3 separate regions of the Homo sapiens genome follow, and all the other regions are linked to region 3. The links are chromatin loops, found by intact Hi-C in ENCODE. Cell type or tissue: IMR-90. All regions are shown on one strand.

Evidence for each region. Peaks named below come from ENCODE experiments on the same cell type or tissue, not always from the same donor. Only the 100,000 strongest peaks of a DNase experiment are listed, where the experiment ranks them.
Region 1: it touches region 3 in a loop (10-fold over the local background); 98 of 110 quality-filtered maps call a loop at or near these places.
Region 2: it touches region 3 in a loop (7-fold over the local background); 88 of 110 quality-filtered maps call a loop at or near these places.

Annotation. Positions count from the first base shown.
Region 1 is chr4:10,545,535-10,553,534 of GRCh38, forward strand. The region is part of intron 8 of CLNK (cytokine dependent hematopoietic cell linker); the gene reads right to left. Among named protein-coding and RNA genes, the nearest start is that of ZNF518B, 92 kb to the left of the region's middle. In IMR-90, a CTCF peak has its summit at 4,314 (motif pointing left); no DNase peak of the experiment used is centred here; H3K27me3 peaks cover 156 bases.
Region 2 is chr4:10,533,704-10,541,703 of GRCh38, forward strand. It overlaps CLNK (cytokine dependent hematopoietic cell linker), which reads right to left. Exons shown (of 19, transcript NM_052964.4): 11 at 6,791-6,901. Among named protein-coding and RNA genes, the nearest start is that of ZNF518B, 80 kb to the left of the region's middle. In IMR-90, a CTCF peak has its summit at 4,469; no DNase peak of the experiment used is centred here; H3K27me3 peaks cover 517 bases.
Region 3 is chr4:10,153,939-10,161,938 of GRCh38, forward strand. No RefSeq gene overlaps it. Among named protein-coding and RNA genes, the nearest start is that of WDR1, 41 kb to the left of the region's middle. In IMR-90, CTCF peaks have their summits at 4,009 (motif pointing right) and 6,529 (motif pointing right); a DNase peak (open chromatin) is centred at 4,033; H3K27ac peaks cover 362 bases; H3K27me3 peaks cover 1,196 bases.

The DNA of each region.
Region 1 (8,000 bases), 390 kb after region 3:
AGTAGCTGTACAGCTCAAGGGTCTTGGTGGCAGGCTCACTCCCATTACCATAGTGGGGATTTTCTGCAGTGGCCTTGCTCCTATGGCTCCATTAGGCATTGCCCTGGTGGGGACTCCATTAGCTTCAACACCACATATCTGCTTTGTATAGCTTTAGTGGGGGCTTTTTGCATGTCTCCACTCCTGTGACAAGTCTCTGATTGGGTCCTCAGGCCTTTGACGTCTTTTGAAATCTGGTTGGAGGTTGCTGAGCCTCCACAGCTCTTGCTTTCTGCAAGCCTGCAGAATTAGCACCACACAGATACTGCCAAGGTTTAAAACTTGTACCTTGCAGAGCTTCAGTACAAGGGCCTCAACTGGGGTTGCTTGAGCCGGGCAGCCATGAAGTGCTGTGCTGCAGTGTAGGAAGCAGAGTCCCAGGGTAGCTGTGGGCAGTGAGCTGGTAGACAGCGCCCCAGTCCTATCCCCTGAAACCTTTCTTCCATCCTAGAACTCTAGGCCTGTGATAAGAGGGCAGCCTCAAGATCTGTGAAACACCTTTGGGGTCCTTCCTCCATTGTCTTGAGGGATAGCATCTAGCCCACTTCTATCCCTGTTAATCTCTTTAGCAAATGGTCACTGGGATATACCCTTGGTTTTCTCCTCTGAAGACTTTTTCTCTATGTGGCCAGGCTGAGTTTTCCAAATTTATCCACTCTACTTCTCTTTTAATTAAAAATTCTGTAAATTATTTCTCTGCTCTGAAATATCAATGTAAGTTGCCAAAATAACCCTGCAGCTCCTTCTATATTTTGCTTAGAATTTTCTTCTGCTAGATATCCTAGTTTATCACTCTCAAGTTTGGCCTTCCTCAAAACCCTCAGGCATAGAGACAATTCATTCAAGTTCTTTGCCAATTTATAACAAGAATGGTCTTTATTCCAGTTTTCAATATCTTGCTCCTCAGTTCTACCTCAAACCTCATCAGAATGGCCTTTACTGTCTATATTTCTATCAGCATTCTTGTCACAACCACCTATCTAATCACTAAGAAGTTCCAAACTTTACTTAGCCTTCTTGTCTTCTAAGCTTTCGCCAGAATTTAAACATTTTCTATCCTGCTCCTACAAATTCTTCTACTTTTGCCCATTACTCAGTTCCAAAGCTGCTTTCCACATTTTCAGGTATTCATTATCAGCAACACTCCACTTCTTGACACCAATTTTCTGTGTTAGTCTGTTTTTTTTTGTTGCTTAAGACAGAATAATGGAAACTAGGTGATGATTTATATGCAAAAGGAATTTATTTCTTTCAGTTGTGGAGGCTAAGAAAACCAAGGTTTAGGGGATGCATCTGGTGAGAGCCTTCTTGCTGAAGGGGACTTACTGCAGAGTCCTGAGGCAGTGCAGGGGATCAGATGGTAAGGCGACTGAGTATGCTGGCTCAGGTGTCTTTTCTTATAAAGCCACCAGTTCCCCTTCCATGACAATCCATTCATCTATTAACCCATTAACCCATTAATCCATTAATGGACTAATTCATCCATGAGGGCAGAGCACTCATGATCCAATTACCCCTTTATGCCTCACCTGTCAATACTGCTATATTGGGGACAAAGTTTCAACATGAGATTTGGAAGGGACACTTGAATTATAGCAGGTGGGATGAGCACGAGGAGGAGGTAAGCCCAGATAGGTGATGGCAGAGGTGGGAGAGTGCCCAGATCACATGGGGTCTTGTACAATGGCGCAAAAACTTTGCCTTAACTGTGGTGAATCTTTTTTAAACCACCTCATTAAGGTATCACTGACATAGAAGAGCTTTACATATTTACTGTACACATTAAGATTGAATTTGGGGATAAGTACATATCCATGAAATCAACACCACCGTCAAGGCCATAAACATATCTGTCACTTACCAAAGTTGACTCCTGCCCTTTTTGTTATTGTTACTTTATTTTATTTTCTTTTTTTGGTAAGAACACTTAGCATAATATCTATCCTCTTAGCAAACTTTAAGTACACAGTACAGTGTCATCAGCTGTAGGCACTATGTGGTAGAGTGGGTCTCCAGAATTTATTTGTGCACCATAACTGAAACTTTGTCCCCTTTAAGCATCACCTTCCTATGTCTCCCTCCTCCTTGCTCCTGGCAGCCACCATTCTACTCTTTGCTTCTATGAGTTTGACTGTGTTAGGTTCCACAAGTAAGTGAGATTCTACAGCATCATTTTTCTGCGTCTGACTTGTTTTGGCCCAACATAATGCCCTCCAAGTCCATCAGTATTGTCATAAATGGAAAAATTTCCTTCCCCTTAAGGCTGAAAAATACTCCATTGTGTGTATATACCACAATTTTTTGATCCATTCATCTGTCTATGGACCCTTATGCTGTTTCCATATCTTGGCTACTGTGAATAATGCTGCCATGAACAGAGTGCTGAGAGCTCTTCAAGATCCTGTTTTCAATTCTTTGGGTATATACTCAAAAGTTGGATTCGTGAACCATAAGGTATGTCTATTTTTAATTTTTTAGAGGAAACTCCATTCTGTTTTCAATAATGGCTGTACCAATTTACATTCTCACCAACTGTGTGCAAGGGATCGCTTTTCTCCATATTCTTGCCAACACTTGCCATCTTTTGTTTTTTGTGTGTGTTTTTTAAGTAATAGTCATCCTAAGAGGTGTGAGGTGATATTTCACTGTGGCTCTGAGTTGCATTTCCTTCATGACCAGTGATGCTGAGAACCACTTCCTATATATGTGTTGGCTACCTGTATTTCCTCCCTGGAGAAATGTCCACCCAGATCCTTTGGACATCTTCCAATAAGGTCACTCATTTTTTAGCTCTTCAGTTGTATCAGTTCCTTGTCTATATTGAACATTAACCCTTATCAGGTATATAGTTTGCAAATATTTTCTCCCATTTTGTAGTTTGCCTTTCTACTCCGTTGATTCTTTCCTTTGCTGTGGAGAAGCTTTTTAGTTTGATGTAGCCCTACTTGTTTATTTGTGCTTTTGCTGCCTGTCCTTTTGGTCTCATACCCAAAAAGTCATTGGCAAGATACAATGCCAAGGATCTTTTCCCTATGTTTTCTTCTAGGAGTTCTGTAGTTTTGGGTATACCCCAAGTTGATTTAATCCACCCCAAATTGATTTCCTTGCATGGTGTGAGGAACGTGGTCCTGCCCTGTGCAGAGGAACAGGTCCTGCCCTGTTCTTCTGCACATTAATATCTAGTCTCTCCACTATTTGAAGAGACCATCTTGTCTCCATTGTGTATTCCTGATGCCTTCATCAAAAATTAGTTTAATCAATGCATGCATTTATTTCTGGGCTCTGCACTCTGCCTTACTTGTGTGCATGTTTGGTGTACCACTGACCACGACAGCCCTGTCATGTAATTTGAAATCAGGAAGTGTGATGGCTCCAGCCTTGTTCCTTTTACTCAAGATTGCCTTGGCCACTCAGGGTCTTTTGTGTTACTCAGGGTGAATCTTTATGATACACTGTCCATGTGTCCTGTGTCTTCATTATAATGTAGGATTATTTTTTCTAGCCTCACTTAGTATTCCTCCCTCCCTTTTAAGATTTTTGTGTAGTATAATATCGGCAATAGTTACAAAAATCCACGGGGATTTCAGCCGCATCAAATATGCCGACTGGCAAGTGCTGATACCATGAGCTTCACTTAATCATTGCTTAGCTAACCAAAATCCTTCAAAGTAAGAGGTTAAGGTGAACTTAAGGAACTTTGCAGGTGAAAAAAACTGGATTGAACAAGCAAAGTAACTTGTCTACCATTATACAGCTTTGATGGTAATTCAGATAAATTCCAGAAAGCTTCTTAAAATTTGGGGGCCTTATTTAATAAAGCAATAATAAATCAAGTATTTGTGATATTTAAAGGAGGGTGAGCTTTGGAACTGAATTTGTTAAGATTGAATCTTGATCCTGTTCATACTATGGGCAGGATCATGGCACGTGCTTAATGAATGTTTATGAAATAAACAAATGGATTGAGGAGTGAATGAATTTCCCCATCTGGAGAAGTAAGGAGTGCTTATTTATACTTCATGGAAATTCATGTGTGGAATAAATGAATTGATGCACTTCAAGGCATGGTTCTTAATGCACAGCTGCAGTTACTACTATTATTATAGTATGAAAAATTAGAGGGAAAACGGGAATTTACCTCCCTAATGAAGTACACAAATATTCTAAAATGCTAGGAAAAGTTCTCTGTCAAACAAGAGGACCCAAACAGTTGTTCAAAGTCTTTCCCATCTCCAGTTTTCTCTTGGAGAAGCCAGGCATGCTCTCCACCTGGTGGTCATAACGTGTAATTAGCACCATTTGCCCAGAGACTCATTGGCTTTGCAGTCTCAGGACAGATCTCACAAAGTTACTGCTTTTGGGTAGGTAATGTACTGAGGTGGGCATAGCATGGTTGCAGAATCCGATGGACCTTGGTTTGACTGTTTCCACCACAACTTATTATGGTGAAACCATGAAGACATTGTCAATATCACCGTGTTCTGGGAGGGTTAAAGTAAGACCTCTTGAAGAAGGAAAAAGAGTTAAGGGATTGTTCTTTGGAGTGGCTGCTGCCAGCTTGCAATGGATGGTTGTTAAACTTTCAGAAATTCTGTGAACTGGCTTTACATACAGCCATTATTAAAAATACATTACATAGGCCAGGCGCGGTGGCTCAAGCCTGTAATCCCAGCACTTTGGGAGGCCGAGGCGGGCGGATGACGAGGTCGGGAGATCGAGACCATCCTGGCTAACATGGTGAAACCCTGTCTCTACTAAAAAATACAACACAATTAGCCGGGCGTGGTGGCGGGCGCCTGTAGTCCCAGCTACTCGGGAGGCTGAGGCAGGAGAATGGTGTGAACCCGGGAGGCGGAGCTTGCAGTGAGCCAAGATCGCGCCACTGCACTCCAGCCTGGGCGGCACAGGGAGACTCTGTCTCAAAAAAAATAAATAAATAAAAAATTACATAAACATACACTTAAGTTACAGCAGCCCTCCACTTATCCTAAGGCAAAATGTTCCAAGACTCACGATGGATGTCTGAAACTGAGGATAGTAATAAACCCTATATATCCTATGCTTTTCCTAAATATACAGACCTATGATAAAGGTGATATGTGACAGCAAAACAAGCACACTTTTTTTTCCTTCTTCCCAATTTCACGGATAGAAGATTCATTTTTATTGTCGATCCCAGTAACCTCAGCATACAATATTTTTTCTTTCCTTTTCAAGTTGAGAACTTCCACCTTTTCACTTAAAGGAATCACTTTACATCTTCTCTTTGGCAAATCAGAACTGTCAGCATCACTGCTCTTGCGCTTTTGGACCATTATTAGGTAAAATAAGGGTGACTTGAACCTAAGCACTGAGATTCCACGCAGCGAATCTGGTGGGCGAGATGACTGCTCAGCAATTAACCGGTGGATAATGGACACAGCGCAACAGAAACACTGGACAAAGAAATGATTCGAGTGAGACTGCTCAGGATTTCATCGTGCCGCTCAGAAACAGCATGCGAGTTAACATTTATGAATTATGTATTTCTGGAATTTTCCACTTGATATTTTCAGACCTTGGTTGAGCATGGGTAACTGAAACTGTGGAAAGTGAAACTGAGGATAAGGAGGACTTCTGTATTTGTTTTTCACTTAGCTACTGTTCAATTTGTGGTAAATATATGCAAGACCACCCCCCCACTTTTTTTGAGACCAAGTCTCGCTCCGTTGCCCACGCTGGAGTGCAGTGGTGTGGTCTTGGCTCACTGCAACCTCTGCCTCCTTGGTTCCAGCGATTTTCCTGCCTCAGTCTCCCAAGTAGCTGGGATTACAGGTGTGCACCACCATGCCCGGCTAATTTTTTTGTATATATATATATTTTTTTTTAGTAGAGTTGGGGTTTTACCATGTTGCCCAGGCTCCTGAGTTGTCTCGAAACTCCTGGGCTCAAGTGATCCACTGGCCTCAGCCTCCAAAAGTGCTGGGGTTACAGGCATGAGCCACCACCCCCTCCTGTAATACCCTTTAACTATGAAATACAATCATGCAATAACACTATGAAATACAATCAGAAATAACTATGAAATACAATCAGAAATAAAACATAAGTATAATGTTCTGTTCAGAGAGCTTATTATGGGGCTTACGGGCTTATTGAACAACTAAATAGCCAGCCCTAGTGTTGAGCACATAGGAGGTACTAAATATTATTGGTTGAATTATGATGAAATAAGCTATATTTCCCCTCTATGTAAAACTGCCTTTGCAAAGATTATATCAGTGAGAGAATTGTAATTTTTTTTTTTTTTTTTGAGACTGAGTCTCACTCTGTCGTCCAGGCTGGAGTGTAGGGGCATGATGTCGTCTCACTGCAACCTCTGCCTCCCAGGTTCAAGCAATTCTCTTGCCTCATCCTCCCAAGTAGCTGGGATTACAGGTGCGCGTCAGAACGCTGGGCTAATTTTTTGTGCTTTTTTATTTTTTAGTAGAGATGGAGTTTCACCGTGTTAGCCAGGATGGTCTCGATCTCCTGACCTCCTGATCTGCCCACCTCAGCCTCCCAAAGTGTTGGGATTACAGGTGTGAGCCACCACGCCCGGCCGAGAATTATAATATTAATAGTAAGCCAAGCTAACTCACTCCCCATCTTATCTTTTCCTTAATTACTCCTGGGCTATTGGGCAAAGCTACCTTTGGAACACATTCAGGCTATAGTTTAAATGATAATAGGACTTGCCCCAAACTCAACCACTTTTGTAAAGCTAATGGGAAGCCATCAGGCTGGGGGGACAAGAACAGCCTGAGTCCAGCTAAGGCGCAGACATAAACGATTGTCAGCCACTATTGCCAAGGTTATAAGACATGCAACTTCCCCAGTTATTCCTGCAGATAACACCACTATTGTAGATCGGCCTTTGGAGATATCTTTCCCAGTTTTTTGCATGCGTGTCTGACACCCATGGTTCCACCTAAACCCAATGCCTCCACCTTAGTGCCAACCTCTCTCCTGTAGCCTCACCCAGAAGTAACTCATCTGCTTGAAGACAGCTTCAAACCCCTATAATTTCATCTCCACCCCAATCAATCAGCAGCAAGCACCTGTTACCTGCCCTCCCATCCCTTCCCCCAAACTGCCTTTGGAAACCGCTGACCTATGAGCTTTGAATGAGACGATTTGTGTATGAACATCTCCCACGTGGTGTGGCCAGCCTCGTGTCTATTAAACTCTTTCTCTACGGCAGTGCCCTGGTCTCTCTTTATGCAGTGGGCAGGAAGAACCCCTCGGGCGGTTACATGTGTACCCATTTTCATCCTGCATTATAATCTTCTCTGTCCCTTCCATACAAGCAGCTTTTACTATACCAATTTCATGTTTATTATTAATGGCCTTTTCTTCACATTGTGATGTAGGATATGGAATTAGAAAAACTAAGTAGAAAAGAGAGAGGGCAAACTTATCACTGTTCATCGCTCCCCCAGGGACTGGCAGGAAGAGGAGGGGGGGGCATGCAGGGGCGGAAGCATTTACGTTCACAAGCTGTCTGTAGATGTGGCTTTCATAGATTAAGGAATATCCGCCCCAAACAATGGATCATTTATAACACCCGATAAACTACTCAGAATAGGAAATGTACTGTGAACCCAGAATTGAAACTAATATATGAGTCGATCTAGGTTTTTCTAAAATGTGTTCTAAGGAGCATGGGCCAAAGAATGTGATCCCAGAAAAAGCAGGTTCCATGGACACTTAAGTTACAAATGCTCCGTGCCATATCCCCCTCTTGGAGATCCACAATGCTCTTAAAAACTTGGTCAGTAAAAAGATCTGTTTATTTTTGTTTAACTCAGTGTTTCTCAAGGTTACTGCATCCAGAGTTTCCCATTTATTTATTTTTTTATTTTATTTTTTTTTTCTGATACAGAGTCTTGCTCTGTCACCCAGGCTGGAGTGCAGTGGCGCAATCTTGGCTCGCTGCAACC
Region 2 (8,000 bases), 380 kb after region 3:
AAAATGTGGCTAATCTCAGTATTTAATGTTTAAGAAGCCAGTGTATTAAAGATACTGAAAGATTGGCTGTAGGGCTTCAATTTAAAATGTAGATTTGAAGTTACAAGTGTCAAGATGTGTTTGTCTCCATTTTAAAGAGTTTGAAGTGTTTAAGATAAATTAAAATTTTCTATATTTATACATTTACTTTCTTGGATTTACAGAAATTGTTAAAGTTTTGCTGGCTAGCATTTAAACCTACCCTGTCAACATTAGAAGTACTTAAAAATCAAAGAAATTAAATTTATAAATATATTTCAAATATTTAAGGAGATTTAAATGAGTTTGTTAAACAGTTTTACTAAGATTCTTTAACCTATTTGACTTGAGTTGGTTGAACATTTGTTGAAGACTAAGCAGAGTGATTGTCTTTCTGTTTGGATAAAATCACCTGATTTATAAATAGAGCAGTGCACTTTATAGATGGAAATCTGAGGCTTCAGGAAAGCTCGGGTTTGGAATTTGCAGCTTTAATCAATGGAATTTTCACTGAGAACCCAAGTGATTGTAAGAAGGCATTTCTGTGTAGACCAGAGTTTCTTACTCTTTGAGAGCTTTGAACACATGTGTGTCCAAGTTCTGTCTGCTGAAGATGGCGAAAAAAACCATGGTCATTAATTTTTTTCACATTTTTTCCTATGCATAAGAGGTCCTCATTATAAATGTAAAGATATTACCTTTTACTATAAATATAGGTCTCTCCAGGAATGCCTTAGTTTTTGGCTTAGTTTTAAATGAATTGAATTTGATTCTTGCTCTGTCATCTGTGGGCTCTGTCACCCTGGATAAGTTAAATTCTCTCTCTGAAGCTTAGTTTTCCCACCTGTAAAACTGATAAATCTAGACAGTAGTGAAGAGAATTGCTGAAGATTCTAATGAAAGAATGTGACGTGAAAGCTATTTGGAGTGAAATAACACTCTACATTTGCAGAACATTTTAATGTTCACATTTGCTTTGAAATTAAACTTTTTATCCTGAGATAAAATTATGGATTTTTTATCCTTAGATAGAATTATGGATTCCCATGCAGTTGTAAGAAATAATACAGACAGTTCCTATGTGCCCTATACCCAGTTTCCCCCAATAGCAACAACTTGGAAAACAATAATAATGATGTTTATACTTTAAAATCAATACTTTCCATTCATAAATACAAATGTGTATATCTCTATAACCATACTTTCTCTTTTAAAAGACCACGGTTTCTCGATATCTATAAAGACTTTTTGTTTTCACTTCCCAAATCATCAGAGCATACATTTTTGCGACAGAGATTGTTTGAATTGATGTGATGCCAGCATTGCTGGTTGTAAAGAGAAAACTGGCTGGCCGTGTTGCTTCACACCTGTAAATCCAGCACTTTGAGAGGATAAGGCGGGCGGACTGCCTGAGGCCAGGAGTTTGAGACCAGCCTGGACAGGAGTGTTAGAGAGACCCCTGTCTCTACTTAAAAAAAAGAAAGAAAGAAAGAGAAAGAAAGAAAGAAAGAAAGAAAGAAAGAAAGAAAGAAAGAAAGAAAGAAAAAATGGAAAGCCATAGTTAGGCAAGTGGGTGTTTTGTTTCTTAAATATTGGGTGCTTCATTTAAATTATATTTTGGCTGAACCCTGCACCTTTGGCCATTGAGTGTACTGAAGCTTAAAGGACATATGGGACAATGAACCCTCGATTTCTTAATTTTTATCAGTAAATTGGAGATAGTAATTTTTTTACAGTGCTGTTGTGTGACTAAATGAATTAATACATATAAGATCCCAAACCGGGCCTGGTGTGTAGTTACGACTCAGAAAATGTTGTTGATTACTCTTGCTGTTACTCAGGATGATTTTATTTGGTGCATGGACCACGGTATTAAAATTACAATGGATTCGTAGTAGAAAAGTTATTCCCTTTTTAATTGTCTTTCAGATTATGTCAAAGAGAAAGGCTCAGTGCAGTGGTTAGTAGATATGAAACACTGTTCTAATATTTGCTTACCTTCCCTTTTATCAGAGGTAAAATTCCCCAGAGCTCAAAGTTTTGTTTTGAAGCTATCTGTATTGAAGTTATTTATAATAATTATATGTCTTTCTTTTAAGTAAATTTATTTAAGTTGAAAAAAATGAGCAGAGCAGAAAAAATAATTAAGTACATGGATATTGTAAAAATCATAATAATGGTACATAAGTGGCTGAGAATGTCCAACCAACATTCTCCAAACTTCGAAGTTCTCTTCTGGTTTTGAGTTGTCAATGAATGACTGGGGTGACGTTTTCCTTTACTGAAGTGCTTCAATTCAGTAATTGTTTCGTGAAACCAAGGCTTAGCTTTAAAAAAGAGAATAGCAGAGCTGGCAGAGACAAATGGGGCCTGAAACACAATAGCTGGAACCACAAAGACCATCCAGGGTGAGCACAGCCCACTGCAAAAGGCTGCAGCTGTCTAACTGCCTACCATTGATACAGTTGATTGCCAGATGTAAATCATGGCTTCTGCCTTAGGGAAGGCAACTCATCTCACTCACAGTGCCTTACCAACAGCTGGCAGAGACGGAGCAGGCACTCTCCTGCATGGTTCGGCTGCAGAAGCTCTGATTGCCAATGTTCCTTCTGTTTTCAGAGCAATATCCTTCTGTGGTTGATTACATGGGACTTGGGCATCACTAATGATGATATTACCACCCATGTGGGCCCTGCTAAAAATGAATTTGAAAGCACATCTCTCTTTCAGAGGCAAAGCCATGTCATTTATCGTGGTATCCCCAGTGTCTCCTATGGGGCTGTGCAGGTTTTTGCCCCATCAATAGTCAAATGTCAACCCTGTGACTTTAAGTTACCTAACTTCTCTGAAGCGTGGTGACCTTAGGTGCCCAGTGAGTATGGAAGTACTATTTATTGGGCACATGTGCCATCCACTGGGCTTGGTACTTTACTCTTCTGAGGCTTAGGAAACATACTTTACAGGGCTGCTGGAAAAATTCAATAAGAGAAAATATAATTACTCTCTTGAGGTGTTTTGGTGAAGAGATCCAGCACAATTCTCATCACATCTAAAAATGATTAAATAAAAGTAAACTGTAACTACAGGAACCCCAGAGATATCAAATGCCAACTTCTAAAGATGTCAACACCACCAAGACAGTAACCCAATAGACCTGTGTGGTTTGTGCCCGCAGAGGGACGCATTTGGCAATTGAGTGAGCATTATGTTAGACTCTGGAAACTCAGGCATAGATAAGGCTTAAATACCTTCAAAGCTTTTGTGGTGGATGTATTCCTCGAACTTGGTTCCCTCTGGGTTCTTAGCCCTGTCTGCATATTAGCTTCACCTGGGGGAGCCTTAAAAATTCTGATGCCCAGGTCTCACTTCAGAGCAATTAAAATAGATACTGGGGATAGTGCTTTAAAATAAGCTTTCCAATTATTTTAGTGTAAAGCCAGGATGATAACCACTGTATTAGAAAATACAGCCTCTGGCTGGGCACGGTGGCTCACGTCTGTAATCCCAGCACTTTGGGAGGCCAAGGCGGGTGGATCACCTGAGGTCAGGAGTTCGAGACCAGCCTGACCAACATGGTAAAACCTCATCTCTACTAAAAATATAAAAATTAGCTGAGTGTGGTGCCACACAGCTGTAATCCCAGCTACTCAGGAGGTTGAGTCAGGAGAATCAATTGAACCCGGGAGGCAGAGGTTGCAGTGAGCTGAGATCACATCACTGCACTCCAGCCTGGGCAATAGAGCGAGATTCCATCTCAAAAAAATATATACAGCCTCTATTTCTAGAAAAATACAGAGTTATGGATTCTGGATACCTAATTCTGCCGAGAACAGATGGGAGAAGCTGGTTTCCTTCCTCTCTTCATCCCTCCCTCCCTGTCTTTCTCCCTTTCTCTCTCTCTTTCTTTCTTTCTTTCTCTTTCTTTCTTTCTTTCTTTCTTTCTTTCTTTCTTTCTTTCTTCCTTCCTTCCTTCCTTCCTTCCTTCCTTTCTTTCTTTCTTTCTTTCTTTCTTTCTTCCTTTCTTTTTCTTTCTTTCTTTCTCTCTCTCTTCCTTCCTTCCTTCCTTCTCTTGTTTGTTCTTTCTTTTCTTTTCTTCTTCTTTTCCTGTGCTGTGACGGATATTATCCTAGGCACTTTACAGGAATGGCATACCTTATCATCATCATTTTATCATACGAAGATGGTTATTTTCTTCTTATAAATAAGAAAAGAAAACTCAGAGATGTTAAAGAGCTTTTCTGAAGTCATACTGCCAAAAGTGGCTCACCTGGGATCCAAACTCATTGCTACTGGGTCCCAAGATACTGTTCTTTCCAGCATGAGGAAACAGAAAGAAGATAAAATGCTTTTTTCTCCACACTGAACAACCTCATCATCTTCAATATTTTATTTTAGTTTATATATTTATTTTTTTGAGACAGTCTCTCTCTGTTGCCCTCTGTCGCCCTCTGTCGCTGGAGTGCAGTGGTGCAATCTTGGCTCACTGCAACCCTTGCCTCCTAGGTTAAAGCGATTCTCATGTCTCAGTCTCCAGAGTAGCTGGGATTACAGACATACTCCACCCCACCCAGCTAGTTTCTGTATTTTTGTAGAGATGGGGTTTCACCATGTTGGCCAGGCTGGTCTTGAACTCCTTGCCACATGTGAGCCGCCTGCCTCGGTCTCCCAAAGTGTTAGGATTAGAGGCGTAAGCCATTATGCCTAGTCTCAATATTTTATTAATCCTATTTTCTGTCTTCTTACTTCTCTGAGGTTTGATCAGTCCTTTACGTATTAGACTATTTGGCCAGGAGTTTTAGGAATGCTGCATTTTACATTTCCAACTCTGATAACACAGCTTCATGGGTTGGATGGTCTGTTATTATTGTTGCCTCCCAGTTTCTCACTCTTTGAAAATGGAAATCAAAACAGAGCAAATCTGCTTACTCCTAGTCTGATTAGGTTCCTTTGAAAGCTGCAGAAGGAAATTTATATTTATCCATCATCTACTATATTTCAGGTACTGTGCCAGGTTATATGGGTACTGAAATGAGTCAGTTCCTCTTCCATCCCTTCCTGGGCTGGAAGAAACAGACTTGTCAATTTGTTATATTCTATGGGGCAACATAGGTACCAATGGAGAAGGGCCCAAGGTAATAAAAGTGCAATAAGTGTTGGTTAAAAATAGGTTGGTTAAAAATAGTGTTGGTTAAAAATAGGTTGGTAAGAAAGTGCAATAATTGTTGGTTAAAAATAGGTACTGTTTCCCCTTTGCCTTCTGCCATGATTGTAAGTTTCCTGAGGTCTCTCCAGAAGCCGAGCAGATGCCAGAATCATGCTTCCTGTGCAGCCCATGGAATTGTAAGCCAATCAAACCTCTTTTCATTATAGCTTACCCAGTCTGAGATATTTCTTTATAGCAATGTGAGAACTAATACAAACACAGACCATTTGAATCGAGACTTGAGAGCCTCTATTCCTTCCCATGCTGCCATGGCAGTTGAAAGGGGGACAGAAAAGGAGGGCATTCCATGGGAGAGACAACAAAGAAGGTGTTTCTTGGAAAACTTATGCTTGTGTGGGGCTGTAATGGAGGAAATGGTGAAGAGACATTCGCCACAGAAGGAGGAATGACATTTTAGGCTATTTAATGTTCCCCATTAGAATCAGTGATGAATGAGTTTCCCATAGAAGCTCAAAATGAGCCTATCCTGAGTTTTTGTATCCATGAGAAATGCTTTCTCACTAAATAATGCCTGTGCCCCAAACTGCTGATGCAAGCTTGAAGAAGGATGAAAAATAAGAGAGCATCCTTCATTCTATGCAGAAACAAGGAGGAAATGCTGATCACTTTTCTGACTTTCAAAATAAGGTAATTTTGGAAATTTAAACTCTTTTGGGAAAATGAAATATGCTCACTCGAGTTTGTCACATTCTGTGATTAGCACCAGCTGCCAAATGTCCCACACGTTTGGGAATGAAGAGCCATCATCAGTACTTAATATCAGAGGGATGGTTTTATAATATTTATTTTTCATAAAGGCAATAATGTTTTTGACAAAAGAGTTTTCAAGCATGGTTATATTTCTCCAGCCTGGGTGATGGGAAGCTGGGGGCCAATATTGGTCCTGGAATAATCTGAATCCCCTTTCAGTTCTTACATAAAATATGCTGATTCTGTTCTGGCATTTGACATTTTCTTTATTAACTAATTCAGGCCACAAGTGAGCAATTCTTTCAATAATAACTCATTTTGTTACAGAGAAGCTATATTTCCTGCAAAGAATCAAAACACAGGTTTCTAGAATTATTTTCTTCTAGGTATAACTGGTTAGGCTTTTGTGTCCCCACCCAAAGCTCATCTTTAATTGTAATCCCCAGGTGTTGAGGCAGAGGCCTGGTGGGAGATGATTGGGTCATGGAGCAGTTTCCCCTATGCTGTTCCCATGTTACTGCATGCACTGTCATGAGATCTGATGGTTTTATACAGGGCTCTTCGCCATTTGCTTTGGACACAGGTTCTCTCACCTGCTGCCATGTAAGACATGCTTGCTTCCCCCTCCACCATGATTGTAAGTTTCGTGAGGCTTCCCCAGCCATGTGAAACTGTGGGTCAATTAAACCTCTTTTCTTTATAAATTACCCAGTCTTGGTTATGTCTTTGAATGGACCAATACACTCCCCACCCATTAGGGAGCCTGCTCTGAAAGGTACTTTGTTTGGTTTCCCTTGTCCCCCTCCCCCACACCCACACTCTTGCTGGTCATTTCACCATTGATGATGAATCTCTCACCTGGGCATTCTCTGGACTTCTGGAAAGGTGTGTCTCTGAGATAAAGGTGGCCTGCTGCTCTCCGGCTCAGGGGGCAAGGGTTGGTACTTCTTCGGAAGTGTTATGAGAGGCCTGTGTGGAGAGTCGCAGTAGGGTCCTGAGAAAGTTTGCTGCAGCAGTGATGCCTCAGGCCCTGAATCCACACTGCTCTGCCCTCCGTGTCCCCAGCTTTGGGTTGAAAATGCTAGTTTTTGGATGCTAACTGCGGAGCAGACCGATCTGGTCTGGCACTGTTTTCTAAAGGGCGTGACATAATTTTCTATGGGGAGTCAATGTGCTCCTCCATAGTGCACCTGTTTTGGCTTTAGGAGGCCTGTGGAGAAAATGATAACAGCCTTCCATTCATCCCAGACTGGCAGACCTGAGTTTTTAGAACTACCCAAATAAATATAAAAAAAGTGGCCAGGCATGGTGGCTCACGCCTGTAATCCCAGCACTTTGGGAGGCTGAGGTGGGCGTATCACCTGAGGTCAGGAATTCAAGACCAGCCTGGCCAACATGGTAAACCCCGTTTCTACTAAAAATACAAAAATTAGCCAGTCATGGTGGCATGCACCTGTAATCCCAGCTACTCACAAAGCTGAGGCAGAAGCATCACTTGAGCCCAGGAGGCAAATGTTGCAGTGAGCTGAGATTGCACCACCTCACTCCAGCCTGGGCGACAGAGCCAGACTGTCTCAAAAAAAAAACAAAAAAAAAAAAACCCAATAAGAAATATAAAAATGTTTGAAAGTCAGTGAATGTCTCACTCACTCATATGTTATTCACCCATTCACTCATTTATTCATAAGTTTATCAGGTACTTTAGTAGATGCTGGAGATATAGAGAGGAAAAAGATACAGTTTTTGGTTCAAGCTGCTTCCCTCTAGCAGGGAAGAGAGAGAGATGAAGAAATGATTGCCAGAGAATGTAATGCATACTATGGCAGAGGTGCTCACAGGTCCCAGATAGAGCAACAAGAGTGGCCAGTCACTCAGAGCCTCTGCAGCTGTCTGTTGCTCTTTTCTCCATAGAGATGTATAAATGTAATAGTATTTATATTTATATATGTGTCATATATATATGTATATATATATATCTCACATGAATATATACTTAATATATTGTTCCCTGAGGGCATATCCCATTTTCATATGAATCTAAGCCTGCCAGAAGTATACGCAGCAATAC
Region 3 (8,000 bases):
ACAATTTTTGATGTCCTTTGAGGCGTGTCTTATGAAAGTTTCTTCTGGGTAAAATCCGATTGGTAGAAGACATCTGACCTTATTCCAAGGGATGTGAGGTTTACCACTAGTTCATGTGCAGGGCAGGCTTAAGATGGAGAAAGGCTTCTCCCCTACCCATGACTAAGACCTCCCCCTAAGGGAGGTACTGGATCTTTGGAGTCTGCCCTCTGACTTGGGAAACGTTCCTCACCCTGGTCTTGCTGCTAAAAATCCTGTCTTCTCAAATCAAAAAGCTTTGAGAGGACTTTGATGTTAGGAGGGACGTTGATTTGTGCAGAAAGCTTCTCTAGTGGTCACTAAGTGGCCCATGTCCTGTCTGAGTTCTAGGTGACCCACATGTCTCCATGAGGACTTCCACTGCTGTTAGACCAGAACTGGAGTGGGTGTTGCCCAAATGACCTCATAATAAAAGAGGAATGCACCTGTGCTTAGAGTACATCCAAGCCAAAGTTGCTGAGCTCAGCAGATAGCTTTTGTACACTTGGCCTCTTCCAAGCATATCCCATGTTTTTATAGTCATCAGAAGATACGGGTCAGTGGGAGATGCCAGTGCAGTTGCTACAGTGGACGTCTCCAGTCTGTTTAAATCCAGGACTTGACATTTTGTCATACTCCCACTCAGAATTTGACCTTGTGGGGGACACATTCTTCCAGAAAGTGCCTTGATGAAATAGGGAAATCATTCCTCTTAAACTGAATGGGCCTTTACATTAACACGAGAGTGCCTGGATGCTCTAGCTGTTTTATCCTGGCTCCTGATCAAGTACCATAAGGGCTACCCTGACAACTGCTTGACTTCAGGTATCAGAATGCTATCAACTGGTCATCTCTAAGAACTAGGGGGGCTTTCTTCAAAGAGCAGGAAAACCCCATTTAGCGGAGATAGAATGAAGGCTGGTATGCCTTGTCATGTCTGTCCTAAGGAACAGCTCATTCCTACGAACAAACATCCATGTTTTCTCCTACAGATGAACAATGTGGCATAACACATTTTGTCTTGACCTGTGGCTCAGCATGAAGCACTGGTGAGATCTCAATCATGTAGCAGTGAGCTTTCCCCCTGCAGGCTTCTGAGCAGAGGATGCTGCTTCATGACCCCTTGGCTACTCTGTTCTCCACAGGAGTGACTGGAAGGTAGGGGGGATATACAAAATACCCTTCAATGGCCTGAAGGGTTTTGAGATGAATTGAGTAGCACATTGCACATGCAGTGGAGGAAAGTGAGGCTTTTGTATGCACTTAAGAATAAGCTCACTAAGGAACTGGAGATGGAGGCTTCAGTCCCACAGGCTGTTCTAGATTTAGACTTGGATTTTGTGGTACATAACACGCTGCTTTAGTGTCTTAAATGACTGAGGAATGTCGGATTGTTCTGTCCCTCACTGGCAGGATTCAGTGAGTGGTGCTCCTCCTCCATCTCCTTTGTTCCTTCATCTGCTGGGGTTGAAAGAGGACTTAGCATCAAGAGCTTTTCTCCCCTCTTCCTCGTGGTGTTCTGGGGCCTGGAACATGAAAGTGGTCTGCTGAGGTCTGACCACTCCCCTCCGCTTCTCCCTCATCCAGACATCCTCAGAGGGAACTGACTGTTCAGAACCAACAGAATAGTTTTTCATCCCACCTTTCAGAAGTTAGGCTTGAGTGCTTTCCTCCCACTTTTTGGGAGGCATGATGGACTAGCTGCTGAAGGCGTACCTTCCTTGCTTAGTTATCGGGAAGGAGGGGCATATTCCATAATCTTCGCAGATGAAACCCTGTCCTTGACATCCTAACCTCCCTGGGTGGCAATGTTTCGGGGGAAACTGGGAGGTTTTGGATAGTGGTCCCAAGCTTTATCTTCCCTGGTGAGAAGAGGACCCAGAAAGGGCTGTGGAAGCCATTGAAGTATTTCTGACCAAGATAACTTGATAGTCATTGTGGGCAGCTGCTAATAGAGGCAGGATGTCCTAAACTTAGGAGCCTTCTAAAAACAGGTCTGCTTTCCCTGGGCCACCCTGGGAATTAGAAGCTCCATGTGCTCATCTGAAGGCAGAGTGGGCCCATAAGAAGTGGCCCTGCGGAAAAGGGAAGGTTCCTATGGCCTGCTCATCTACCCCTTCCTCCCTAGGACTATAGGGTGCCCTCATCACTTCTGGGGACATCACTTCTGGGCACGTACTTCCTGGAGGACCAGAGCATCTCCAAGGATTTGGTGTTTAGTGCATTCCCTAGGATGAAATCCCTTCTGATGGGAATCTGCTCCTGTAGAATGATCCCTCAAGAGCAGCCTTTGGACTGGAGAGAATGGGCTGACAGTCTTCATGCTGCAGAGCCCAGGGGAGATGAATCTGTTGGCAGGGAGACTGAAGAAGGGGCTGAATCTCTTGCCCTCCCAGAGGGAGAAGCAGTCATGGGTGGGGTGGGGGCGGGGCCCGTAGGACTCTAACTTTCTTCCAGTGCCCGCCGCTGGGCTCCAGCCTGATCCCTAGAATTCTGCAGTGGAGTGCTGATTGTGCTGAGGCTGGGCTGTGTGATTCCCCTCTTAAGGATGGTTGGCTGGGTGGGACTACAAAAGCAACTTACGGGCCAACCAGGGTTTTCCTAACATCCTTTGACACATCAGTTCTGCTTTTCTGAACTTGCATGGTGAATTGTGAGGAAAGACTAAACTTGTACAAAATCCTTTGACTTAAATGTGCAATGAAGACTATAGAAGATGTGATGTTTTCTATTAGACAAATGTCTCATCTGTTCCAGGTGGAAGTAGATAGGAGTCATCACCTGAACTCGCTTGTTACTTGACTATGCTGTTATTGAGTACGTTTTAGTGTCTTAAATACAATGAAAGTCATTCTCAGAAAACATTAACTGTCGGCTTTCTCCCAACTGAAGAGCTTATGGGCTTTCCAACAAGACCATCTCTGCTTGTCAAGACACCTTGGAATGGAAAGTGAATGCTGCTCTGCCTCATTTCCCATCTTTTATTTCTAATCCCTAAAGGAAGGGGACTGAACTACAGAAACCACTCTATCCTGTTGTTGCATGACAAGGGGAGCCTGATCTGGACAACTGTTTCTTAGCATTTCCAACTTGGAGTTTGATATGTCTTAATCCTTAGGAGCTACATGTGGCCCCAGGAGGACTGAGCCAGCAGCAGGTGCATTGGATGAAAGTCGATGCAGGGGGGAGACCAGGGAAGAAGCAAACTCCATGACAGGAAGAGGGGGGTTCAGCTTTCAGGTACAGTGTCTGATCACTGGCAGTCAGCACTTGACCTGTTCTAGAAATGGCTCCTGGGGCTGCTGTGATCATGCTTGTAGACAAAGGAGCCAGCCTGGCTTCCTGGGAAAAGGACTAGAAGCCTTGGGTTCCTGGAGGTGGCCTTGAGGACTCTAGGGATAAAGGGATCTGATGGGAATACTTTACCTTGGAATGCAGCCGGAGGAGCCATCCTAGGCAGTGACCCGGGAATCCTTCAGTGTACTTTGTGAAAGAGGCTGTCTGCTGTCATAACTGATCTCTTCCATACTTGGTGGTTTTTCCTTCCCAGGCACTAGTATTACATACATCTTGTTTCTTAAGTCACTACTTGGTAAGAGAAGCGTTGCCTCAAAGCAGGTAATTCTGTGTACTGTGAACCTAGAGCCACCAGGGAAGGCCACACTTCTCTAACGGTGAAGTGAGTCTGCCCAGGCAGTCATCTCCAGTGATGGGTCCTGGAGGCTCTGCCCTCTGTGGCCTGGGGTTGCTGCTGTGCCCCTTACAAGACAGCCTGCTGTGTGTGGCTGCCATCTCCTAAACTCAAGTTTGGCTCATTTTCTTTGAGCATGGGTGATATATCTTTTTCCTTTCCTAGGAGAAGGGGTGACTTCTAAATAATAAAGTTCCATTGTTGCTAGGGCACATGATCTTTGTTGGGTGGGGTGATGTCAGAATGCTAAGTTCCTAAGAACTTACCATTTCATTGTCTGTTGTGATGCCTCATGGCCACCAGGTGGTGCTTAAGGACCCTCAGCCAAGGGCCAGAATGGAAACAAGCTGATGGCTCTTGGAACTCCTGGACGGATTTGAGGAATACACTGGGGGAGGAGTTCTTGTTACTCTTATCATTTTCATTAGATTCGTCTGGATCCTGTGTGAACTAATGCCATCCCCCTGAACAAATGGCTTCTGAAATGTGGACAATTCCTGCCTGGGGAGGCAGCCATGGATGAGCAGGAGAGCCCAGGTTCTCCTGCCTGGCAGGAGTCTGAGCTCAGTGCTTAGAGGCTGCTCTGCGCACCCCACCCCCACCCCCACCCCCACCCCCACCCCCACCCCCACCCACCAGGCCGGGCACCGTGCTAAGCAGGCAAATGTTCTCAGTGTTAGGCGAGCATCCCATGTTACAATCACGTGATCCCAGGTACCAAGTTTGTTTGCAGTAATTTTCACGGAAAACATGAACACAATCAGCTTGGCTTATGAACTATTTTTTGCCGTGGAAATACGTACAAAGCCTGCTTTGTTCTGTAGACTAGTATCACATGACATTGGTTAGAATGTAAACTTGAAAAACATCCAACAGACTTAAACTCCTTACAACATAATTTATACAAAGAGTTTATAGTCTTCAGGACTGAGAACAAGAATAAAAGACCGTTTTTACTTGGTAACTGTATTGCTTAAATTATAACATTTCGTAACTACATTAACTATTGTCAAGTAAAGTGGAAAGAACACAAACCATGATGGACATGCTTTTACATAAAAGCACCTCCTAGGCAACTCTGCCCTTCAGGAAGTGTTGCTCACCTAGAAGGCTGGCACTGCTGTGTGAGCGGTGTTTCCTAGTTATGTAGGCTGGCCTGATGAGCTATGTATGGCAGCACTAGCAGGACCTGCTCGAAACGACAGAACTCTCCACAATACTTTGAGAAATGATTCCACATCCTAAAGCCCAAAATCATGAAAATTGTCTCAAAGTTGGGGCTTTTTTCAAAAACTCAGGTCAACCATGCCATTCAGCTGCTCCTTTGTGGGTCCCCTCAGATTCTGTGGGTCCCCTCAGATTCTGTGGGTCCATGTCCACAGGTGACTCGTTCAAAACACTAGTCCCAGGCAGCTCTCAGCAAAGGTGGTGGGGGTTGCACACCTGCTCCAGCACAGAGGCCTCCTGGGGCTCTTGACAGGGCAACAGCTGGGGCTGCATCTCCCTTGACATCTCCTATTTTCAATGGAGAAGCGTCAGGTGACTATGCCCTAAGTGTATGCAGGCCAGGCAGATGTTGGGGTGCCCTTCCATCAAGGTCTGGTGGGGCTTTCTCTGAAAGGATATATGGCTGCTGTCCTGGTCCGTGGAGATGACTTTGTAGTAGCTGCCTTAGAGACGCCTTCATACAAAGGCTGAGCAGTGGGGTCCTTCATATTCTTGTATTAGTTATATCTGCTGAGGAGGAGACAATGTCTGAGGCAAGGACTGTGCCAGAACCTCTGTCTTCTGAAGCACAGATTACTTGGGATTTGGTAATGGCTGACACTTGGGAGTTGTTCTTGTTGCTTTGGTGCTTGTGTTGTGCCGTGTGCTCTAGCTGAGCCTTCTTGGGACATCACTGCCCTATCAGAAGAGATCAGTAGCTCACAGTCTTCCTGAGGTCAGCATTGTTACATGCAAGCTCTGCAGAGTCCTTTTTCTCCAGCTTCATGTGGATGGCTGTGGGATGACCTGTGGGATAGTGCTCCCAGAAGCCCAGCACCATTTCATAGAATTGCATTCCTGGCCCCAGGAGTAAACACTTTTGCAGACTTCTCATCCCAAAGCTGCTGGACTTGAGACCTGGGTTGCTCTGCAGCTGCTTGCTGCTGCATATCTTGCCCAGGGGGCACTTGTGGAGATGAGATCACTATTGCAAAAGGTATATGCCACAGTTGAGAGCATAAGAACTCTCCATTACTTGGGAAACACTGGCCATGATGCTGGAACTGAAGTGAAGGTACCTGTTTCCCTCAATCCTTGTGACTCATACATTAGAACCTGTTCCTGAAAGACTAGCTTCTGCTGGTAATTGAGGCTGCTAGGGATGACATCCCCATTCTGCTGTCCTTGAAATGGTGAGAGAAGCCCTTTTGTTGCTCCTGCTGCCTCTTTACCTGCACACCATGAACACAGTGCAAGAGGGAAGGGCCTTGCATGCTGGCTTTCTTGCATCTCAGGCTTGAGAATACTGACATGCAGAAGGATAAGGAAACATTACATCTAGAAAGGCCACTCTGTCACCTGAATATCCCAAATCCCAGCTTGGTATCCTCTTTAACCCATGGGGCTACAGTTATTTGGGCCATCTTATTTGCTGGGATTCCCCTGTATTACTACAGAAGAGTGGCCAGCTCCACCCAGTAGAACTTCCTGGGCACGAGAGTTCTGCTCGGTGTCATCAGTGGGAGATTCCACCTGTTTTTTCTGGATTAAAAATAGGTGACTTGGGCAGAGGGATCATGGTTTCTTGGCAGTGTAGATCGTATGTGCCTCTAGGTGGTAGTATGGCTCTTGTTTTGAAACCAGTTGTTTGTTACGTAGGACAAGAGACTTCGCTGGCCACTTTTTTTTTGGTTGTAAAATCGGGGTAAGGGTTCTCTGCAAATGACTGAAGTATTAAATGACTGAAATATTCTTAGTTGATTCTTCATAAACTTATGCTTTGGTTTTCCACTTCCTCTTCCCCATCTTTCTTCATTGGGATTATCTTCAGAGATCTTGTGTTCAGATCCTGACTGAGGCTGACAGGCCCACAGGGTTGTTGGGCTTGACTGCTAATCACCACATGCTCATGTGTGTGGCCTAGTGACAATACCTACACATAGCAAAGTTATCCTACTTGTTTAAAGAATTCTGAGCTGCTTCTCTGACGTGTGGAGACACAAGTTGGCTTTCTGCCTCTTGCTCTTACTCCTTGGGAAACCAGACTCACTGTCCGAGACTCAAACTTGGAAAAAGGAGCCTACTGACTCAGAAGTGGATGGACAGGTGTGCACAGGACCTGTGCTCAGCACAAGAAAGTGAGGCTACATTCTGTCAGTGTGTCTTCCCCATCCTTGTGCCAGTGTGCTTACCTCTCACCAGGAGATGAAAATTTCTAGCTGGGCTACAGAGGCGGCGGTCCCAAATCTTTCTCTCCGCCTCCTTGCACCATGTTACATTTACTGCTACTGATGCTTAATGGTGGCTTTGTTGTTCAGTTGTCCAGGAAGTAGATGCTGAGAGAACTAGAAATGCAAAAGACCTAGAATGAAGAGGGAAGCTGTCAGATCATAATGTGAATCAGCCAGTCCTGCCAGTCCAGTAGGGAGCACGAGAGCAGGATTCACTCAGGAATTCCACATGAGGTAGAAATGGCTCGACTCAGTTTGGCTTGGGGCCATCCCAAGAATAACAGCAAAGAGCTTGGAGCCCTTGGGTAACCACACTCCGCAGCTGGACAGCAAGTCTGATGAAATGGCTGACAGGTTGGCATGGTTGTCAGTTGATGGGCAGCTATGATTTTCAAATCCTAAACTGCAGCTGCAGTTGGTCTGGAAGGACCATAAGATTATCTGTTTTCCTAATGTCAGTCCTCAGAGTCCCTCACACTTGGCCAATACTTGTCAAAGTTGCTTGTTTCAAAGGTGACCAAACAACCACCTAATGTCTGAGCCCCTGCTGGCCTGTCCTTATCAGGCAATGTTTGCTGTAATGGCCTAGCTACTCCTGACCCATCAGGCATTGGGGGCACCAAGAAATGGCCCAGTGTAGCAGCAGTTCCTGCTCACCTTCCGGCAAAAGGAGCCAAACATGACCTGGCAGTGTAGTTGGGTCCTCTGGAAGTATCTGGAGCTACACTGTCTAGGTCTGCTTTGGACCTACGTTTGGGAAGTAAATGCCTTCTAAACTCACTATCCGGGGTCATTGTGGGTAATAAGGGAGAAGCATCAGAGAACAGTTGTTGGTTTAAAGTAGGTACTGCAAC